4 separate regions of the Homo sapiens genome follow, and regions 2, 3 and 4 are each linked to region 1. A link is a contact called in ENCODE Hi-C or POLR2A ChIA-PET data. All regions are on one chromosome and are shown on one strand. The core of a region is the stretch at or near the end of the contact, and the rest is flanking DNA. Distances in the headings are between cores, read along the strand shown.

Region 1 (2,700 bases), core at 199-2,698:
GTTGCCCAGGCTGGTCTTGAGCCCAGCTTGAGCGCAAGCCATCCTCCTGCCTTGGCCTCCCAAGGTGCTAGGATTACAGGCGTGAGCCACCATGCCCAGCCAATAGTGTCCTTTGATGCACAAGAGTGTTTACTTCTGATGAGGTCCACTTTGTCTATTTTGTTGTTGCTGCTGTGCTTTTGGTATTGTATTTAAGAAACCATTGCCTAATCCAAGCTCCAAAAGATTTGCACCTGTTAATTCCTTCTAAGAGTCTAATAGTTTTAGGTCTTTCATTTAGGTCTATGAGCCATTTGAGTTCATTTTTATATAAGGTTGCATGTGGATATCCAGTTGTCCCAGTACCGTTTGTTGAAAAGGTGTCTTTTTTTTTTTTAAAGCGTCTTTAAAAAAAAAAGTCTAAGTCTTAACTGCCAACAGATCACCTTAAAAACTGCTGAAGGACGGGCACAGTGGCTCACGCCTGTAATCCCAGCACTTTGGGAGGCTGAGGTGGGCGGGTCACCTGAGGTCAGAAGTTTGAAACCAGCCTGGCCAACATGGTGAAACCCCGTCTCTACTAAAAATACAAAAATTAGCTGGGTGTGGTGGCGCACACCTGTAATCCCCAGCTACTTAGGAGTCTGAGGCACGAGAATCACCTGAACCCGGGAAGCAGCGGTTGCAGCGAGCAGAGATCGCACCATTGCACTCCATTGCACTCCAGCCTGGGTGACAGAGTGAGACTCTGTCTCAAAAAAAAGCGAAACAACCAAAAACACTGTTGAAAATGTGGTGTTTTCAGACAGTGTGCTCAGAGGTCGTGGCCACTCCCAGTACACACCCACCCCCAGCTGTCCTTCTTGTTATTATTAAGAAAGAGCGCCGCTGTGCAGTTAGCACTGTTAAAACTGCTGCCTTCACTGAGCTTACACCAGGCTAGGCTAGGACTGGGAAAATTGAAGCTCTAGGTCGGCCAGTGTACAACCAGGACTCCTGGCCAGAACATACAATGCCTGAGGGCTGAGGGCCACGGGGCTGGAGAGGAGCTCTTCTGTACCGGGGGGGGTTGGAGGGGGTTAATCCTTCCCCCAACCTTCTGCAGGTGCAGCTCAGCTTTCCCTGCCATGAGAGCAGGGCGCCCCTGCATCCGCCTGCTAGGGGTGCGGTGAGACACAATATGTAAGGAGCCCTGGTCAGGGCCCTCATCCTGGCTACTCCTCCTGGCTACTCTATTTATTTATTTATTTATTTATTTATTTCTGCATATGAAAGCCAGGTCACAGCTACTCTTTAACTGTGCAGAAGGTCAGCTGGTGGTCCAGGTCCAGACGCGCCCAGGAGCTTCCTTCAGCCGCCAGGGGGCGCAGTGGGGCTGCCCCAAGACCCTGGGCCTCCGTGGCCTCCCCTAGCTGCTGGCTCTGCACGCTGCCTGGCTGGGCTGGCTGCCATCCCAGCCCTTCCTTCTCTCCAGCCCCAGCTGGCTGGCGCAGGTTTACTGTTGCAAGTGGACTGTACCCTGTGGCTCACAGGGACTCAGAGCCAGAGTGAAGCCAGCCCAGAGCTCTGGGCAAAGCTCGGTGAGATGAATGGAGCTGTCACTGGATAAAGGGAGATTCCCGGACAGCACATCCTTGTCAACACTCTCTCCTGTGTCACCGCAGATGCTGGGACGAGGCACAGCAGAGGCCATGGGACCTGGTCAAAGCGAGACTTCTTCCTTGGCCCATTTTGATTTCTTTTTTGTTGTCGTCGTTGAGACAGAGTCTAGCTTTGTCGCCCAGGCTGGAGTGCAGTGGCGTGATCTCAGCACACTGCAACCTTTACATCCTGGATTCAAGTGATTCTCCTGCCTCAGCCTCCCGAGTAGCTGGGATTACAGGTGCCTGCCATCATGCCCAGCTAATTTTTGTATTTTTAGTAGAGACGGGGTTTCACCATGTTGGCCAGGCTGGTCTCGAACTCCTGACTTCAGGTGATCCACTCGCCTTGGCCTCCCAAAGTGCTGGGATTACAGGCATGAGCCACTGCGCCCGGCCTCCCACTTTGATTTCTGAACCTTTTGGGTAACATCTCCTTCCCTCACATTTCTTGTGTGTTGAGGTCTTTTGTTCAGGCTTTCAGTGGATGAAAGGACAGAGGAGGAAACAGCTGTGGGAAGAGCAGCTGCTGTGCCTCCCTGCCTCTCTGCTTGGCCACAGCTCCCCTCCCTCTCTGGCTGCCCTAGCACTGAACTCTGATCTTCAGCAGTGAGACCTAGTACCTGCCTCCGCCTCACTGGGAAGCAAAGCCGCAGAGCAGGTGCAGCTGTGTGTGGCATGGCCAGCCACAAGCCAGAAAAACCAGCAAACCAGGGCCGGGAACAATACTTCCTGGGACCAGCCCCGGGGACCACTTTGGAAATGAGCATGGCAGAGGCAGCCACAGGGTGAGTACCCAAGTTCACGTGCACCTGCTTTAAAGGGAACCAGTGGGTTCTATGCCAAGTGCTCATATGGAGGGCATCTGTGGTCAGGCTGCAACTTCAGGGGAGAATTTCCACAGGTGTCCTGCACTGATTTCTGTCATTCCAAGTGACAGCACCTGTTTGAGGGAGTGCTCTAGGGCCATTCGGGGAGAATCAGTGACTCCACACAAGGCAGGGGCCCTGGGTGCCTGGTCTGGGGAAGGGCAGCCCGAGGCGGGGTCGGGAGTGATCAGATCCTTGGGTCTCTCCTCTTG
Region 2 (2,700 bases), core at 168-2,667, 220 kb after region 1:
CAAACTCCAGGGCACAGGCAGTCCTCTGCCTCGGCCTCCCAAAGTGCTGGAATTACAGGCATGTGCCACCATGCCTGGCCCAGCATTATTTTTTAAAGTTGGGAAGATAATTATCTGAGATCAGTTTTTAAGTTTTCAATACATTGGGAGATTTCCTGACTTTTAAAGGAGAAAAGAGAAATGTAGGAATTTTCAACAAAATCCCTTTTAGTTTATTATGACCTGTTCCCCTCAACTTGTTTGTTCTCATTATTTAACTGTCCTTGTTAGCAATGAGGATAAAGACAGATGAATGTTTGCTAGAAATATTTAGTGTTCTGTGTTTAGTGAGGCTTTCTTTGTAGCACTACTTGGGAATCTATAGACATTTCAATACATGGAATGTAATTATTATGTTTAAAAAAGAGGGGAACAAAGATATATGTTATCTGGGATCTTTTCCCACCAAGTTTAGAATCCTTAAGATGATGCAGCTGATTTTGATAACAGTTGATAAACAGAGTAAGGGTAAGGACTGGGAAGGCTTCATTTATGGAGGTGCACTTTTCCCAATTTTTGTTTCCTTTTCCATGTATGTATGTGTGTATATATGTACGTATGTATGTATGACTGAGTGACAGGGTCTCACTCTGTCACCTAGATTGGAGTACAGTGGCTGGATCATAGCTCACTGCAGCTTTGAACTCCAGGGCTCCAGTGATGCTGTCACCTGAGCTTCCTGAGCAGCAGTCCTTTTCCCTTTTAAATTCTCCAGTGTTACAGTCAATATGAGTACCCCTCACAGCAAAAGATTCTGGCAGGAAACTAAAGTAGGTTACCTGGCAATCGAGTTATTTCCTAAAGAAGTATTAGAATACAGCATTTGTTTTGTTCATATTGATAGAGCGTAGCAACTTTCTTGCTAGGATCTCTCTCTTCTTTTTTTTTTAAACCATGTCTCTGTTTAGTTTGTTTGTTCCTCATATAATTTTTGAGTGTTTACTATGAAGAACAGTGCATTGTTTATAGAGTTGAGGAATGGTGATGGGTTTGGCTGTTTTATGGTTTGGGAGACTAGAACTGGGAGGGTTTGTTGGAGGACATGCAGTATGCCAGAGACTCTGGATTGGAATTTGGGTACCGGGATTTCAGCGTTGTTTCCAGCATGCACACACACATAACATATACACTCTTTGTGTGTCTTGGAAAATGGAGGACATCTGTTTTAACTGTAGAGAGATACTTGTGGATTTTTTATTCTGCAATATTAGACCAACATACTGTACCTCATTGACTGTTACCTCCAAGCATTGAGGGTGGAGGAGTCATGTAGAGGAGAAACAGAAAGCAGAAGAGCGGTGCAGTCCTGAGAGTCAACTTCCCATTTCACCGCTGTGCCACCCAGCTTGGTCTCTGAGAAATCTCTTTGTGAGAAAGTCTTTGTTCATGCGTGCTTTTTACAATGGGGTTTTCTATTGGAAATTATATCAGAGTGGCACTGCCATGCTTTGCAAAGGGATGAGAAGGTATTTCAAAGATTAATAGGCGGAGACACATTGATGGAAAGGAAAATTCTTTATGAGGTGGAGCAGTGGCTGAGCATTGCCTATATATGTTGTGACCACAGTTTTAGTACTGGCGTGTGTGGCACTGCTTGCTAAATTAGTGGGTGAGGTAAGTGTCCACTCTGCTCTGTAGGAGGCTGTCAGAAAAGATGCTGACAGGTTCTTTGTGTTTCATAATGACACACTGCCTAATGCTTCAGACTGAGATTTTTACCCTTGAGGGGACTGTGCTTTTGCTATATTTACATAAACCTGCTGATTTGCTGAGGGTTGAAAAAGCAGAGAGGGCCTTCTTTGCCTTGAGAATCTGCCTTCACGTTTTGGCTGACTTCCTTCCCCAGCTTAGCAAATGCTCTGTTGTTTACAGATGGCACAATAGATCTTTGGACATGAAGCTATGCTGAGGTTGTGAGAAACAGCCAGAAATACCTCTGTTCAGTATCATTGCCCAAATTACGGATTTTGTTGCTCCCTGTTCACAAGGATTTGAGGTCACTTAATCCTGTGATCCATTCCCAGACAGAGGTTAGGTGTTAAGAGAGTAGGTCTCAACCTAGACCCATGGTTTCATTTCTAGACATCCCTAGTAAAGACACATTAGTTATCATGTGTTGTTTGGACTAATTGATATTGATGGTAATAGCCTCACTCATTTTTCTGGCCCATTACAGGCATGCTGATTTGAAGATTTAAAAAATATATATACTTGCCCTGCCAAAACCGTTTGCTCAATTCTGGTAAATACGTGTTTTTACATGGGTGATTCTGAAGATGTGCATTATGCATTTGGTGGATCACATCAGCTTTGTGCAGTTCTTTCAGAACTGCTAGCTTTCTAATAAAAAAAGAAGTATATGCAGTGCTTGGGGGCCGTGGGAGATTTTCAGATTGAGAATCATTGATCCTACTGACTAAAACCAATTTTATAACCAGCTTCAGACATCCCATGCACTCATAAATTGCATGAAAATCTTGCCAAATCATTTTGGCTTTAAAAGATTACTGGGCATATATTCCAACTGAGATTTTAACATTGCTCTTGACTACGTTCTTATCTTTCCCTTTTCAAATAAAGCACTTTATTTTTGTGCTATAAACATTTATATAAATTATTTTCTTAAATAGCTGCTTGATTAATGAGCCAAGGGGAAATGCT
Region 3 (2,700 bases), core at 48-2,547, 200 kb after region 1:
CCGCTTCCAAGTGAATAGATCTTTAATACTCATTTATTTCTATGGGATATAAAGCACAAATTAAGATTTTTCAAATATTTATTGCTTTCTACATCTCTGAATTGGTTTTACTACTCAGAATAAGTATAAATTATAGGGACCTCTCGAAATGTCACTGAGAATGAGCATAGCAGGGATACTTTGAGGATAAAGGTAGGCTTTCATATAATCATACTTTTCTGTCCCAAGCTATATTTAAATTGTTTAGTGTTTAGAAGCATGTGATCTTATGGAGAAATTAAATATTATTTAGAATTTATCACTACGGTTTAATCTCATGCGTTGTCACAACCAGGTCTTTTTCACCTTTGCTGCTAAACTCTGGGATTACCTTAATTTTGTCCTTAGGAGCTCAGCATAATAGATTTTGTTACTTACACTGCCCATGTTCCCGCCTGCCTCGGGGCCTTTGCACTTGCTCTTCTCGTCTCGGTAACACACTTAATTCTTATCTTTTCTTAAGCTCTGCCACCCCAGTGTCACTGCCTTTCTCCCAGGTTAGTCAAATACATTTCCTTAATAAATACTGTTATAGCCTTTTTTGTATCTTTTCTTCTAGCACTTAGAACAGTAATAATTTTATTAGGATTAATAAGTCTCCCTTCTCCAAAAAAACAGCAATTCTTATTTTCCCCCACTCATCATTGAATTCCTGCCATCTACTGACAATAGTGTACACATAGTGTGTATTCCATAATATATATACATTTTTTTTTTTTTTTTTGAGACGGAGTCTTGCCCTGTCATGCAGGCTGGAGTGCAGTGGTGCAATCTCAGCTCACTGCAACCTCCGCCTCCTGGGTTCAAGTGATTCTCCTGCCTCATCTTCGAGAGTAGCTGGGATTACAGGCGTGTGACACCACGCCCGGCTAATTTTTGTGTTTTTAGTAGAGTCAGGGTTTCACCATGTTGGCCAGGCTGGTCTCGAACTCCTGACCTCAAGTGATCTGCCCACCTCGGCCTCCCAAACTGCTGGGATTACAGGTGAGAGCCACCGCGCCCAGCCTGTATTCCATAATATTTGTTGAATAAAGAAATTTCTAGAAACATTAAAAAAAATTATTGACTCATTGATGATGTTAAAATTAGAATAAGACTTCTGGAAGTCTGTTTTGTATTACTTCCCAATGAATGATTTAACAGACTTGTTTAAAAATAAAACCAAAACAAAAACCTTGTGGGGCTCTATTGTATATTGTCCTTGAGTCAGATCTAACTTCTTTGTTGTCTGTCAGCCATTACTCCTGTTTTGAGATGACTGTCACGGTAACAAATTGATTTATTACACAGCTGTGTGCAGCCAGATTTTCCTTCTGGGCTTCTTTAGCATAGGATATTGATTTCTGGAGTTTGCTGTAGGTGGCATATTAATTTCTTTCTACTGTTTTCAGTTAGGTTCTAGGAAATTTGATTCCTTTATTTCTGGTGTAGGTAGAACTGGTTAAAAAACTAACTTCATATTATTGTGAGATTTTTTTTTTTATTTTGGCATATTGGTATTGCTTGCTATTTGGATAATGAAATGTATTTTTTTTTTCAAAAGTATGTATTAATTTTTTAACATTTTGTCATATTAACTGATAATTTTGTTTGATTGTCCTATTTACCCTATAGTCCTAGAATATGTGTTCCTTCTACTTTCATGAACATAGTGCAAAACATGTATTTATGTATATAAGTTTGTGGTTTGTGAAATCTTAGGTGATGCAAAATATTTGACCATTTTATTTGACAATTTTGAGGAAAAATGCCCTGGAAACTAGAATTGTTTACTTTGATCACTTAAGTGTTATTTTCTTTTGATGCAAATGGAATTTAAGCTGGAAAAAATTCAAACTAGGCAAAATGAAACCTGAGGATCTAGTTTGAATAAAAATGGAATATACGTTATTTCTAAAACCTATTTAAAGTAAATGACTATAGGTCAGGTGCAGTGGCTCACGTCTGTAATTCCAGAACTTTGGGAGGTGGAGGTAGGTAGGTAGATTGAGCCCAGGAGTTCAAGACCAGCTTGGGCAACATGGCGAAACCTTGTCTCTACTCAAAATACAAAAGTTAGCCGGGCTTGGTGGTGTGCTCCTGTAGTCCCAGCTACTTGGGAGGCTGAGGTGGGAGGATCCCTTAAGCATGGAAGGTTGAGGCTGCAGTGAGCAGTGATTGCACCACTGCACTGCAGCCTGGGTTACAGAGTGAGACCCCATCGCAAAAACAGGTAAATGATTTCAACATGAAACATGATGTTGAGTGGACACAGAAGAGCATAATACTGTATAATTCCTTTTATAGAAAATTTTAAAACAGCCACAACTAATCTTTGGTGTTTGAAGTCAGGAGAGAGATTGCCCTATGGGTACAGGGAACAGAACATTAAGGGGACCCCCAGGTTCTGGCCATGTTACGTTTTATGGTACTGGTTACATGGACTTGTTCTGTGAAAATTTACTGCATTTTGCACTTCTCTGTATATGTATTACACTTCAGTAAAAGTTTGCCTTAAAAGAAAAAGTAAAGATAACATGCAACTATTTTCTAAATGGAAAATTTCCATTCAATCAAGTTACTGTTTAAAGTGGGGAGGGAGTCCCCGATATTTTAACAAATGGTCCTAACATTTAGCTACTGCGTCTTCACTGAGGTCTGTGGAGGCTGCAAGTGGTGTCA
Region 4 (2,700 bases), core at 130-2,629, 240 kb after region 1:
TGAGACCATACTGGATAACACGATGAAACCTCATCTCTACTAAAAATACAAAAAATTAGCAGGGCATGGTGGCATGTGCCTGTAGTCCCAGCTACTTGGGAGGCTGAAGCAGGAGAATTGCTTGAATCAGGGAGGTGGAGGTTGCAGTGAGATCATGCCATCGCACCCCAACCTGGGCGACAGAGCGAGACTCCGTCTTGCGGGAAAAAAAAGAAAAAAGTTGGGAAAGAGTTGATTTGTCCTGTTTTTCAAGGGAATAACTGTAGATTTCACTTTACTGAAATTAGTTAGAGACATTGTTATATTGACTGACAAGAGATTTCGTGGTACAATTTCCCACTGATCCATTAGGATTACAAAAAATTATCAGCTGTATGGGTGGCAAACACTTTTCTTCAGATTTTTCTTCAGTAAGATAAACCTCAATTCCAAGCATCACAGATTTTCTTGAAGCAGAAACTGTGCCTTACAAAAGTTTAGCACAGAAGCAGATGTTTTATGTAGTAGTGGAAGGGTTTAGAAATTGTTGTGTGGTCAGTTGTTTGGACTTCAGAATGCATTTCTCTATAAACATAAACAGGTTTTTTTTTGGCAAGTTCGTAAATGCTAGTTTGAATTTGTAATGTAGAGAAATACAGAAAGATCGTTCCTTTATTGCCCACCTTACAGATATGTGGACTTCCTTCCTTCCTTCCTTCCTTCCTTCCTTCCTTCCTTCCTTCCTTCCTTCCTCCCTCCCTCCCTCCCTCCCTCCCTTCCTTCCTTCCTTCCTTCCTTCTTTTTTTAAACTCCTCAGCTTGCTATTGACTGGTACCTCCTCTTCCCCCACAACAAAACAAAACTGAAAACCAGCCGACCTCCTCTGTGTGGAGATGGAGCTCTGCCTCTGCCCTCCTTTCAGAGGCCTCTGCCTCATCCTTTTCCATTTCCTATCCCACCTCTACCTCTTAACACGTCTCAGCCTGCTGTCTATTCTTTTTAGTTTTTGTTTTTAACTTTCTATTTGAAAATAATTTCAGACTTACAGAGAAGTTGAAAGAGTAGTTCAGGGAACTGCAGTATACCCTTCCCCCAGATCATGGAGGTAGTTAAAAAACCTCACGTTTTTACTGTTAAAATCATAGTATCGGTTTGAATCATGTTGGTTACCCATTGACTAGTTGTACGATCAGGTGACTTAATCTTTCAGAGTCCCACTGTCTTCACATGTAAGATGAGAATACTGATTCATTTGTTCCAGAGTCAAACCCAGGAATCCATACTCCTTTGAAGCACTTCTCAGGAGATTCTGATGGATGGCCAGCATTAGCAAATGAAGGCTTGTCCCCAACTCCAGTAACTAGTGTAAAAGTAGATCTGATCTTGTCCTTTGCAGCATGTGGAACTTCTTCTTTTTTCTTTTCTTTTTTTTTTTTTGAGACAGGGTCTCGCTTTGTCACCCACCTAGAGTACAGTGGCATGTTCAGGGCTCACTACAGCCTCGGCCTCTCTGTCTCAACCTCCTGAGTAGCTGGGACTACAGGCACGGGCCACCATGCCCTGCTAATTTTAAAATTTTTTGTAAAGACAGGGTCTCCTCCTTATGTTGCTTACGTTGAGGATGTGGAACTTCTGATGCAGTTCCAGGGTCTTTCATGTTTTTGAAACTTGAGTATGTTTACTTCAAAAATAGTTTTTGTGTTCTTCTATATTACTTAATTTCCTCCCTTCCCCAATACACAAATTAGGTATAATTTGTGTGCTTATATCCCTAATGCAGCTATAAAAGGCAGTTTATAAATTAATTTCAAACCAAACTACAAAACCAATAAAGTTCTGACTACCAACATTAATTTAATAGACTGGGCGATGATGTTGTGAAATAAGTAGCCGCTTGTGATGTAACTGTTACTGCTTCCTTATGGCCCATGTTCTTGGATGCTGGGATGGTGCCTGGTTTGTGTAGACGGCTGGATTCCTTGTAATGACTCGGTTTTCCTGTTGCTTTTCTTTCAGTTATTGCCACTCAGAAACCATCAGTGTAAATACAGCTTGCCATGAAGTGACTTTGCCTTTGTTTGGCATAAATGTGCCCTTGGCACATTGAGGCCATCTTGTTTATTTACCAGCTTGTGATAATTATGGTAGTACTACTTAGTTATATGTAAACTTAGAGCCAAAATCTTGTGCCTCTGAACTCTATTAATGAAGTTGTAAAACATGTAATTCCAAAAATGGATGTTAAAAATATTAAGGTATACATTGAAATGAAAAATAAAAGTGAGCCTCTCCTCTCCACCTCCCACTTCCAGTCATCTCTCGCTTCTGCCTGAGAGGCACTGTCAGCCAGCATCATTCTCACATCATGCCTCTGTACGTGTCTGTCCTCTTAGCTAGATTAAGAGAAGGGGCTGTGTTTCATTCACCTTTTTGTCCCCAGTGTCTGGAACAGCTCCTGGTTCAGAGAAATTGCCCCCTATCCATTGTATTGATAGTTTGTTTTAATTACAAGACAGAAAAGTCAGATTGATTTTTTTTTTAATCAGATGAAGAAATATTTCTTTTAAACCAATAAATTAAATGCATGGGACTGTTAACACAAAGGATAGCACTTAATACTGTCAAGAGAAAGATTGGCCAATACTAGCCAGAAAAATCTGCTGTGTGTAAGTTTTTTGGTTTTGTTTTTGTTTTTTAAAACGGAAGTGACTGTTGGGTGTC

What was found. Hi-C counts contacts between places; a loop is a spot of excess contacts on that map. ChIA-PET counts read pairs that join two places held with the same protein, here RNA polymerase II (POLR2A). Pooled maps may share reads with other maps.
Region 2: a map with no recorded cell type shows a loop between it and region 1 (9-fold over the local background). The contact joins two enhancer-like sites. A Hi-C loop is called at or near these places in 1 of 37 single-sample maps with no recorded cell type and 3 of 50 pooled maps. POLR2A ChIA-PET finds 5 or more read pairs at or near these places in 4 of 52 experiments (GM12878, MCF 10A, T-cell and 1 more).
Region 3: a pooled map shows a loop between it and region 1 (3-fold over the local background). The contact joins two enhancer-like sites. A Hi-C loop is called at or near these places in 2 of 50 pooled maps. POLR2A ChIA-PET finds 5 or more read pairs at or near these places in 2 of 52 experiments (MCF 10A and activated T-cell).
Region 4: a loop to region 1 is called in a pooled map, with 3 times the contacts of the local background. The contact joins two enhancer-like sites. A Hi-C loop is called at or near these places in 2 of 50 pooled maps. POLR2A ChIA-PET finds 5 or more read pairs at or near these places in 2 of 52 experiments (T-cell and activated naive CD4-positive, alpha-beta T cell).

The regions. Positions count from the first base shown.
Region 1 is chr1:8,847,724-8,850,423 of GRCh38, reverse strand. No RefSeq gene overlaps it. Among named protein-coding and RNA genes, the nearest start is that of MIR6728, 18 kb to the left of the region's middle. Within about 2 kb of position 1,448, at least 16 of the 41 ENCODE cell types and tissues checked have a DNase peak (open chromatin) inside an H3K27ac peak, as active enhancers do.
Region 2 is chr1:8,628,633-8,631,332 of GRCh38, reverse strand. All of the region lies in intron 2 of RERE (arginine-glutamic acid dipeptide repeats), which reads left to right. Among named protein-coding and RNA genes, the nearest start is that of SNORD128, 140 kb to the right of the region's middle. RefSeq lists an enhancer at 1,394-1,513. Within about 2 kb of position 1,417, at least 7 of the 41 ENCODE cell types and tissues checked have a DNase peak (open chromatin) inside an H3K27ac peak, as active enhancers do.
Region 3 is chr1:8,647,793-8,650,492 of GRCh38, reverse strand. All of the region lies in intron 2 of RERE (arginine-glutamic acid dipeptide repeats), which reads left to right. Among named protein-coding and RNA genes, the nearest start is that of SNORD128, 150 kb to the right of the region's middle. Within about 2 kb of position 1,297, at least 2 of the 41 ENCODE cell types and tissues checked have a DNase peak (open chromatin) inside an H3K27ac peak, as active enhancers do.
Region 4 is chr1:8,602,655-8,605,354 of GRCh38, reverse strand. All of the region lies in intron 4 of RERE (arginine-glutamic acid dipeptide repeats), which reads left to right. Among named protein-coding and RNA genes, the nearest start is that of SNORD128, 110 kb to the right of the region's middle. RefSeq lists enhancers at 826-965, 1,276-1,375. Within about 2 kb of position 1,379, at least 5 of the 41 ENCODE cell types and tissues checked have a DNase peak (open chromatin) inside an H3K27ac peak, as active enhancers do.